2 separate regions of the Homo sapiens genome follow, and region 1 is linked to region 2. Evidence: chromatin contacts called from ENCODE Hi-C or POLR2A ChIA-PET data. All regions are on one chromosome and are shown on one strand. Each heading gives the region's core, a stretch centred on a gene start or an enhancer-like site at or near the end of the contact. The rest is flanking DNA. Distances are from core to core; before and after follow the strand shown. Region 1 holds the start of LINC01337 (long intergenic non-protein coding RNA 1337). Region 2 holds the start of ANKRD34B (ankyrin repeat domain 34B).

Region 1 (5,154 bases), core at 2,139-4,638, 52 kb before region 2:
TTCCTTAAAGGCAATGTTTCTGAAAATGTTGTACCTGCTATTCCTGAATCAGGGATGGGTCCCAGAATCTGCCTTTTAAACATCTCAGATAATCTGAAGCCTGCTTAAGTTTGTAAGGCACTGCTTTTGCACTCTAAGGAAGAAAAAAACAAGTTTTAATTCCCGTCTCTAGAACATCTCAGTGAAGCAAAACAGGAAAGCAAATTATAAGTTAGTATATGTAAGATTTCAGAAGGCAAAGTTGTAAAGATTAGATTTCCTTAGCCTGGGAACATGGCAAAACCACGTCTCTACAAAAAATACCAAAAAAATTAGCTGCGTATGGTGGTGTGTGCCTGTAGGCCCAGCTACTTGGGAGGCTGAGGTAGGAGGATCACTTGAGCCCAGGAGGTGGAGGCTGCAGTAAACCAAAATCGTGTCATCACTCCAGCAGCCTGGGTGACAGACCAAAACCCTGTCACAAAAAGATTTCCTTGTTGCTGATCTGTTTTAAGAACAAGACGTTCTTAAATGTGTAATGCAAATACATATAAAACTATTTAATATCAGTAACTCCAAGAGAACGAGTAAACAAACTAGATTTCCCTTAGCAAGATGCTTTTCTTACACAGGTAGTAAACTAAAAACTGTAAAGTTAATGGCCTAATTAGGCAACATGACTGTGAGGAAAAGATTGGCTGGCCAGCCGTTGAAAGGATTCAGACAAACAGTTATCTATGAAAGATTGAACCTTGTAATTAAAAATGTTCCAGCGGGGAGAAAGAAAAGAAGTGCATGATTAAATGACTAATGGGAATAGAATTAGAGACTCTATAAGGAGAATACTTTTTGTTTTTGAGAGTCTCACTCTGTCGCCCAGCCTGGAATGTAGTGATGGCAGTCTCGACTCACTGCAACCTCTGCCTCCTAGGTTCAAGCAATTCTGCCTCAGCCTCCCTGTAGTTGGGATTACAGGTGTGTGCCATCAAGCCTAGCTAATTTTTTTTGTTTTTTGTTTTTTTTTTGAGACAGTCTCCCTCTGTCGCCCAGGCTGGCGTGCAGTGGCGCAATCTTGGCTCACGGCAACCTCCGACTCCAGGGTTCAAGCGATTCTCCTGCCTCAGCCCCCAATTAGCTGGGATTACAGGCCCCCACCACCACGCCGGGCTAATTTTTGTATTTTTAGTAGAGACAAGGTTTCACCATGTTGCCCAGGCTGGTCCTCAAGTGTCACCCAGGCTGCAGTGCAGTGGCACAATCTTGGCCCACTGCAACCTCTGCCTCCCGGGTTCAAGCAGTTCACCCTCAGCCTCCCCAATAGTTGGGATTACAGGTGTGTACCACCACCCCCAGCTAATTTTTGTATTTTTAGTAGAGACAGGTTTTTGCCATGTTGGCCAAGCTGGTCTCAAACTCCTGACCTCAAGTGATCCACCCACCTCGGCCTCCCAAAGTGCTGGGGTTACAGGCCTGAGCCACCACGCTTGGCCAATTTTTGTATTTTTAGTAGAGACAGGGTTTCACCATGTTGGCCAGGCTGGTCTCAAATGATCAACTGCTGGTCTCAAATGATCAACTCCTGGCCTCAAGTGATCTGCCTGCCTCTGCCTCCCAAAGTGTTGGAATTACAGGCATGAGCTACTGCACCTGGCCCAAGATATTATTACAGGCCCCCGCCGTCACAGGGATAAAGGGGAATAAAGCCCCTGGCCAAACAGAAGAAAGAAGGCCTATAAACCACATGAAGTGCTGTTCCTGTTACCCGGGGGAATTACTTTAATGACCGTTTCTAATCATCTGCTCCTGTCCTTTCTGTTCCCCAGCTGACCTCATGTGTACCAGGAAGTTACTCTGTAAATACAGTGACATTTCTGTTGAAACTTTTTCTTAAAAAAAAAAAAAAAGACAAAACACATTGGTGTGTGATATTTCAAATAGCTTTGTAGTAGATAATCAAATGTGAAATCTAATCAGAAGAAAAAATTAGATGGTCTCTACTTTGCCTAGGAGCCCTAACAAAGACAAACACAAGACAAAGCCTAAAGGGATAGAGTTTTGTCTGCAAGGAGGAAAAGACTTCATGGTGCTGGAGGTCAGGAAAACCTGGGGGGAAGAGAGATTTTTTTCAGCACCTACCAGCTAAAGTAATTAGGGAAAGGGATCCTGAATTAGACTGCCTCTTTTTCAGTGCCTAGTCATGTTCCCCTCCAAAAGGCCAGAGACAAGGAGTTAGGAGGCTTCTAGTTGACCTGATTCACTGTCCACAGGTTGACTTCTCACTGCCAGTTGTCTTTACTTTTGATATGTGAATTGGCAAAACTTAGACTAGGGATTCCTCCCCCTCCCCCACCATGCCATACCCCTCAACATTTTATAATGACTAATTCAAGCACACGGAAAGGTTGACAGAATTGTACAGTAAGCACCCATTTACCTATCACCTAGATCCTATCATTAACACTGCTATCTCTGCTTTATCACATATGGAGCCATCCATCTATCCATCCTATATTTTGACGCATTTTAAAGTTACAGATATCACTATTCTTCATGCCTACATTCTTCAGCTTGCCTATTAACTGTAGTTCACTTTTTTGGTAAAATTTACATAATGAAATGCAGATCTTAAGGATAACATCCTACAGGTTTTGATAATGGCATATACCTTTCTATAACCCAATCTCTTATCACCCTAGAAAACTCCCTCTTACCCCTTTCCAGTCAGTCCTCAACCCCAACCCCCAGAGGTAACCACTATTTTTTTTTTCTCATTATAGATTAGTTTTTCCTGTTTCTGAACTTCATATGAATAGAATCATATAGGATGCACTCTTTTGATCTGGCTTATTGCAGCATGATTTGAGTTTCACCCAAGTTGTTCCATGTATCAGTGGTTTGTTCCTTTTTATTACTACGTAGTGTTAAAAGATAAGTCAAGTCCTATTAAATGTTTTAAAGGGTTTGAGCAAACAGCAATTCACAAATTGGGCAGCTCCAAACCAAGAGTGGTTCAGGGCTCTACCAAGAGAATGCAAGGAAAAGGCTTTTGTAACTTGGAAGCAAGGCAAAGAAAATAATGGCTTGGTTATGACTGTGTAGTTGCCTTATTTGGTCTCCCCCCCGCCAAGTCCCTTGTTATATAAGTCAGTTGGTGGCTACTGATTGAACTTAAACTTCATTTTGCTTTAATGCAGGTATTTACAAAAAAAAAAAATAGTCCAAGTTAAGTTTAGCTTATCAAGGTCAAGTTTGTGTCCAAGGCTTAACTGGCTTTGTCTGCTGAAGAGATTTACAGTCCTGGTCCCCATTTTCTCTTATTCTAACGGTAATATTCCATTGTACAGATGTGCCAGTTTATCCATTCTTCTCTTGATTTTAAGGTGGGACTCAAGACTGGCCTTGAAGAGGCTAGAAAAGCAATGACTAAGGGTCAGGACAAGAACAAATACATATTCCAGGCAGAGGGAAAGCCATGAAGAAACTTCATCTCCAGATTCTAAAACCCAGGACAAGCCCTTAGCAAGGGTGGGTGAGTTGTTATTAGGCCTATATTAGTCCGTTTTCACACTGCTATGAACAACTGCCTGAGACTTGGTAACTTATAAAGAAAATAGTGTTTTTTTTGTTTTTGTTTGTTTTTTTGTTTGTTTGTTTTGAGTTGGAGTGTTGCTCTGTCACCCAGCCTGGAGCGCAGTGGCGCGATCTCAGCTCACTGCAAGCTCTGCCTCCCAGGTTCACGCCATTCTCCTGCCTCAGCCTCCCAAGTAGCTGGGACTACAGGTGCCCGCCACCATGCCAGGCTAATTTTTTTTGTATTTTTAGTAGAGACGGGGTTTCACCATGTTAGCCAGGATGGTCTCGATTTCCTGACCTCATGATCCACCTGCCTCGGCCTCCCAAAGTGCTGGGATTACAGGCGTGAGCCACCGTGCCCGGCCAGAAAAGAGGTTTAACTGACTTACAGTTCTGCATGGTTTGGAAGGCTTCAGGAAACTTATAATCATGGCAGAAGAGGAAGCAGGCATGTCTTACATGGCACAGGCAAGAGAGAAGAGAGCAAAAGGGGAAGAGCCCCTTATAAAACCACCAGATCTTGTGAGAACTTGCTCCCTATCATGAGAACAGCATGGAGGAAACCACCTCCACAATCCAATCACCTCCCACCAGGTCCCTCCCTCGACAGGTGGGGATTACAATTCAAATTACAATTTGAGATGAGATTTGGGTGGAGACATAGCCAAACCTTATCCAGGCCCCACCTCCACCAAGTACTCCACCTTTGCTGTGCCTTTCAATCTGTTCTCTTTCATAACCGCATCTAGTTCATGTCTTTTTGTCTCTTACTTAGACGGCTGGAGAAAACTAAACTGATAGTTTCTCAATCTCTGATCTCCGTCTCCAACAGTCTCTCATAAACATGGCCACAAAGACAATCTTTATTTATTTATTTTTTTTTTTTGAAATGGAGTCTCACTCTGTCGCCTAGGCTGGAGTGCAATGGCGTGATCTTGGCTCACTGCAACCTCCACCTCCTGGGTTCAAGCAATTCTCCTGCCTCAGCCTTCCGAGTAGCTGGGATTACAGGTGCCTGCCACCATGCCTGGGTAATTTTTTGCATTTTTAGTAGAGATGGGGTTTCATGATGTTGGCCAGACTGGTCTCGAACACTTGACCTCAAGTGATCCACCTGCGTCGGGCTCCCAAAGTGCTGGGATTATAGGCGTAAGCCACCGTGCCTGGCCCAAGACAATCTTTCTGAACAGCATCTCTGATTATATCACTTTCTTTCTTGCCTCCTTAATGCTCCCCCGGCTAAGGCGAAACCCCACTTTGGTCTTTAAGGCCCTCTACAGTGGCATTAACCAAACTCTCCAGATTTACCATCTACCATTTTCACTCCCTACATGTTGTACACAAGCTACCTCGGCTCTTCACAAATCCCCAGACAGACCCCAGCTTTGCCACTCCCATGCTCTTCTTTATGCCACTCTCTCTGCCTATAATTCCTCCCTCCTCACATCCTCCAATGCAAATCCTACCTGTTCCTCAAAGCCCAACCCAAATCCCAAATTGAACCTGTCATGAAGCCTGCCTTCTCACCCTCTTCTGAACCATGCAGCACTACCTATTTCAGCCCTTAAATACTGTTTTTCCTTACAGCTGTTTGTTATTCTC
Region 2 (5,685 bases), core at 3,186-5,685:
AACTATTACCCCAAAAATGTACATTGCACCCACTGAGTAATTTCTCATTCCTCACCCCTCTCCCATACCCTCATACTCTTCTAAGTCTTCCAAGTCTATTATTCTATACTCTATGTCCATGTCTACACATTACTTAGCTCAACCATGGGATTTTAAATTCAAGATGTCAGACTAACCACACGTTTCTCTGTCCAGGTGAGGGGTGAGAAATTACTCAATAGGTGCAATGTACATGTTTTGGGTAATGGTTACACTAAAGGCTGGATCTAAATTAAATTGGCAGTAAGTGAATTGTAAAATAGTATAAACCACAATTGTGAAGAGAACTGGGGTGATTTCATCAGTAGACTAGAATTTTCAGCTGATTTCTAGAAGACAGAAAGTAGATGGAGGGGTTTCTGATGAAAATGTTTATCAAACACATGCATCTACTTTTTTTTTTCTTTGAGATGGAGTCTCATTCTGTTGCCCAGGCTGGAGTGCAGTGGTGCAGTCTCAGCTCACTGCAACCTCTGCCTCCTGGGTTCAAGCAATTCTCCTGCCTCAGTCTCCCAAGCAGTTGGGATTACAGGTGCATGCCACCATGCCCAGCTAATTTTTTGTATTTTTCTTTTTTAATAGAGATGGGGTTTCACCACGTTGGCCAGGCTGGTCTCGAACTCCCGACTTCAGATGATCCACCCACTTTGGCCTCCCAAAGTGCTGGGATTACAGGCATGAGCCACCACGCCTGGCCCAAGCATCTACTTCTACTTGTTTCTAAAATATATTTTTTGATGGCATAAAACCATGAGGACAGGGAGTCTCACATTCCAGAGAATCCCAGTCTATCACTCACAAAGTAGGATGTATCCAATTTGGTTTGAATGGCTTGGGTCGGTTCTGGGTCCTCAGCTTCCATGACCTCAGGTCGTAGTGAATCTACACTCCAGGGAGGTGGAGCCACACAAAGGACAGCGGGAAGAGCTGGGAGCTTCCTTCTGTTCCTGTTTCCTCTCCTGAGGCTTCTTAGGTGAATCATGGAGCTTTGCTCCCTGGCAGTCCCTTTGCTAAAATGAGGATAAAAACATCTGTCCTCTCTCCTTCAGGGGTGTAGTTGCTGGACTAAACTGAGATCAGAAGTAGGTATAATCTAGAAATTCTCATTCTCAGACTTTGAATGTTAAAATCATCTCCCTTTAACATTCAGATTACAACGATGGCATGGACTGGCCTGCCCAGGTTACCAGATGAGCTTTGTAGTCTAATCCAGACCTCCCCTTAACTCTCCTGCTGTGGAAGTCAGTCCTCATAATTCCACCATTGTGGCATGTGATGCGACACTGTCCACTGACCACAGGGCCTTTCCCACTGTAAAATGTGATGTGTTCACCACTGTTTAACTGCTGTTACCAACTCCCACGAAGGAGGATCTGCCTTCTCTAACATGTCACTCAGCATGGGTGCCCCCAGGCACAAATCACGTAGTGCCAGCAGGTTGGTGGTGGCTAGAAGTGGTGTTCCAGCATCAGCCCTCCTCTCCTGCCCACCAGTCCTGGCACAGCACCCAGGTCAACAGTAAAAATCCTACAGGTAAATTGTATCTGGGATACAATGTAAATTGTAAATTCATTATCCTCTGTTTATTCAGTCCATCCTCCATTCATGCAACATGTTCCAATATCCTGCTGATAGGTGTGGTGGGTTGAGTAATGAACCGCCATAGAGTTTAATGTCCTAATCTCTAGAATCTATGAATATGTTACCCTACAGGCCAAATTAATTTTGCAGCTGTGATTAAATGAAGGATTTTGAAATGGAAGATCATCCAAGTGGGTCCAGTGTCATCACAAAGGTCCTCCAGAGTGAGGCAGGAGAGTCAGAGGGAGAGAAGGAAGCAGAGGGAGAGAGAGACATGTAACAACAGAAGCGTGGCAGTGGGGAGAGGAGGGCAGGGAGGGAGAGAGAGGGAGAGACAGATATTGAAGATGGAGGAAGGGGCCACCAGCCAAAGAATGCAGATGGCCTCTAAAAGCTAGAAAGGGCAAGGAAACAGATTGTCCCCTGGAACCCCCAAAAGTAATGCAATCTTGCTGAGACTCTGGTTTTAACCACATAAAATTCAACTTGGACTTCTGACCTCCCGAACTGTAAGAGGATAAATCTGTGTTCTTTAAGCCACAATAAGTTCGTGGTGATTTTGTTTGTGGTAACAAGCAGCAATAGAAAACTAATAAAGTAGAAGTGAAAATTGGATCATCTGCTTTGAAAAGCTGTTTGGTGGCATCTCCAGAAGCTGAACATATGCCTACATCATGACTCACAATTCCACTCCTAGGTATGTACCCAACAGAAATAAGTATATATGGTCACCAAAAGACATCTATTTTAATGTTCATAGCAGCATTATTTGTAATGTCCCAAACCTGAGAATTACCCAAATGTCTATCAGTAGTAAAATGAATAAGCAATTGAGGCACAATCACAAAACGGAATACTATACAGCAAAAAGAATAAACAGACTACAGCCACACACAGTATGCATCTCTTAATCATACTATTAGTGAAAGAGGCCAGTCAACAGAGTGATTCAATCACTATAAAGTACAAAAAGAAACAAAACTACTCTATGCTGTTTGAAGCCACCACTCCCTCCAATGAGAAATCTGAAGAGGGAGTGTTGTGAGGGTACTGGTAATGTTCTGCTTCTTGATCTGGATGATGCTCATTTTGTGCAAAATCATCGGACTTGTGAAATGTGTGTCTTTTTTTTTGAGATGAAGTCTGGCCCTGTGGCCCAGGCTGGAGTGCAGTGGCACTATCTCGGCTCACTGCAGTTGCTGCCTCCTGGGTTCAAGTGATTCTCCTGCCCAAGCCTCCCCAGTAGCTGGGATTACAGGCATAAACCACAACACCTGGCTAATTTTTGTATTTTTGTAGAGATGGGGTTTCATCACGTTGGCCAGGCTGGTCTTGAACTCCTGACCTGGAAGTGATTCACCCTCCTTGGCCTCCCAAAGTGCTGGGATTACAGGCATGAGCCACAGCACTCAGCCAAAATATTTGCCTTTTAATAGGTACACTGCACATTGATGAAATTTTTTTAAGAGAACAGTCGGAGGTGGTAAGGGGGAGGAGCCCCGTGCCTTCATGCAAATTGGCTCAGTCTTCCTGGTAACCTCCAAACAAACAGCTGTAGGCAAAGGGCAGCCCAGATATAGGATTCAAACTCCCTAGAGCCTAACTTTGGGGTAAAGCACCCTGTGCAATTGCTTTGCATATGTTTACTAAATGAGGACCCTTTAGGTCCTCATTTCGGAGAGATCTTTTCTTTAATAAAGGAAGCCTGACCAGAGATAAATCTACTTTTCCCGAGAACTCAAAACTATAAACAAGTTTTGATTGACATTATCTGAATAACAAAAATAGTGATGGCCTTTCTCCACCAGACCCTCCAAGATAAATGAAGAGTTAAAAACTTTGCTTCTGGCCGGGCGTTGTGGCTCACACCTGTAATCCCGGCACTTTGGGAGGCCGAGGTGGGTGGATCACTTGAGGTCAGGAGTTCGAGACCAGCCTGGGCAACATGGTGAAACCCCATCTCTACTAAAAATACAAAAATTGGCCAGGCGTGATGGTGCACACCTGTCATCCCTGCTACTCCAGAGGCTGGCTCATGAGAATCGGTTGAACCCAGGAGGCAGAGGTTGCAGTGAGCCGAGATCACACCACTGCACTCCAGCCTGGGTGACAGAATGAGACTCCGTCTCAAAAAAACCAAAAACTAAAAACGACAGAAAAAGTTGCTTCTGCTTCATTTCCTTTTCATCTCTCAGTAGAGTTTAACATATGAAATGTATTTTTCGAAATTTTGTTAATATGTTTATTCATGTTTTAATAATAGCATAATAACCTTATAAATTCCTAAAGACGTAAATAAGAACGGTTGTTCCCACTAACACCCCAACCTGAAGTGTGGCTCTGGCTTTACCTGAAGTGGGTACAGGGATGCGGAGGGGTGGAAGGACCGGTGGGGACAGATGGACCCATGAACCAGCGGGTGGATGTGAGCTGAGGGGAGGGATACGGACTGGAGGAGCCAAAGCCCGTGACGTAGGGGTGCGTGCTTCCCTCAATGGGGAGACCCTGCTGCCGCTGTTGTTGGCCAAGTCGCCGTGGCCGAAGCGCGGTGGCCGAAGCGGGGGACGGGGGTGGGACTTACGGGGACAGAAGGCGGAGCTTCCAGCAGCTGCTGGCCCCCCTGGGTCCAGAGGAGCCTTGCCGCCCTCACCTGCGCAGAGCCTGGAGCCGACGCGTCACCCCCAGCGGAAGCGCCTCGCTGCCCGGGCGTCTGGCGAGGTGTGCGCTCCGGGTCCCAGCTCCAGCGCTTCGCGGCAGTCGCCCGCCTCTTTCCGCAAGCAGGGCGGGGACTGGGCGGCATCTACCGAGATCTGCGATTCGAGGCGCCGAGGAGCCGAAGACCACAGCTCAGCTCAGACGGCGCCCTAGGGCCGCACAGAGGGTCGGGCAGTGCCGGAGAGAGGTTTGAAAGCGCCGCCGCCAACTCGACAGCGCGTCCCAGGTCAGTGTGAGGCGCCGTCCCTGCCGGCTGCACTTGGGAAACTTTGGCTTGCAGTGGCGGCTGCCGGGAGGAGGACATCGAGGGCGCAGCGTGGAACCCAGCGGCCCGCACGGCCTCAGTGCTCCCTGCCCGGTGCGCGCAAGCCCCTGAAGCCCGCACCTCCCGCTCACCCTGACATTGCAGTGCCCCGAGCAGGATGAGAGACCCAGGGCCAGCCGAGGGCCGCCGGGCTGCAGGGGCCTCCCGAGAGACTCTGCCCCGCCACCCCGGGGCGCGCTCCACGCGAGCTCACCCTCGCGCCTCCTGCCTTTCCCACTGGTTCTCGGTTCCAGTTTTGCGGCCGCTGGGGCTTGGACTCCGCGGGGATGCGGGTTCCGCCTCCTTCTCAGCCTCGCCGAGCGGCGGGAACCGGCGAGGGCTGCCCGGCCGCGGGGTGTCGAGGAGGATGCGGGGCGGGGGGCCTGATGGGCGAAGGTCGGCGCAGCAGCGGGAGCGGCGCGCGCTGGGCCGCAAGAGCGCGCGGGTCGGAGGGGCTGACTTGGGCGCGTCTCCGGAGGGGCTGACTTGGGCGCGTCTCCGCAGGTGCCTCGGCAGCTGGGCAGCAGGAGGTGCCGGCTGGGCGCTGGGGGCGGGCTGGGGACTGCGGAGCCCTTTGCAGCTTCCAGGAGCTCCTGCTTCCAGGAGCCACACAGGGGCGGGCAGCCGGTTCCCGCCCTTCTCAGGTGCGCACAGCCTTGGCACCAGGATACCGGACCCCCTTAGCAGAGAGCCGGGTGCAGAGGTGCGCCTGCTCCGGGATGGGGGCAGTGGCTGCGCCCCTCAGACGCACCATTTCCCAAGGGAGGGCCGCGTCCGGCCGGCGGGCGAGCGGCGCAGGGACCGCTCCGCAGCGGCTGTGGGCAGAACCCGTTTTCATGGATGGTGATCGCCTTAGCCCGCCAGCTGCCTGCCCTGGCTCAGAGATGAGGCGACGAAACGCGCACCCCGCCCCCATCGGTGCCCTGGAGCTGTCGCCCCAGTCACCTTCCTTTGCCCTTCTCCGACAGCGCCTTGAGCTCGCTTCCTCCTGCTCTCAGGAAAAACTGAGGAAACGCGCCTGGTTCCAGGGGTCGGCGGGGACCGTG

Evidence for each region. Hi-C counts contacts between places; a loop is a spot of excess contacts on that map. ChIA-PET counts read pairs that join two places held with the same protein, here RNA polymerase II (POLR2A). Pooled maps may share reads with other maps.
Region 1: a map with no recorded cell type shows a loop between it and region 2 (6-fold over the local background). The contact joins the promoter of LINC01337 here to the promoter of ANKRD34B in region 2. A Hi-C loop is called at or near these places in 1 of 37 single-sample maps with no recorded cell type and 2 of 50 pooled maps. POLR2A ChIA-PET finds 5 or more read pairs at or near these places in 4 of 52 experiments (Panc1, T-cell, activated T-cell and 1 more).

Annotation. Positions count from the first base shown.
Region 1 is chr5:80,620,758-80,625,911 of GRCh38, reverse strand. It overlaps LINC01337 (long intergenic non-protein coding RNA 1337), which reads left to right and starts at 3,388. Exons shown (of 2, transcript NR_125754.1): 1 at 3,388-3,504.
Region 2 is chr5:80,569,030-80,574,714 of GRCh38, reverse strand. It overlaps ANKRD34B (ankyrin repeat domain 34B), which reads left to right and starts at 4,435. Exons shown (of 5, transcript NM_001004441.3): 1 at 4,435-4,561; 2 at 5,608-5,685.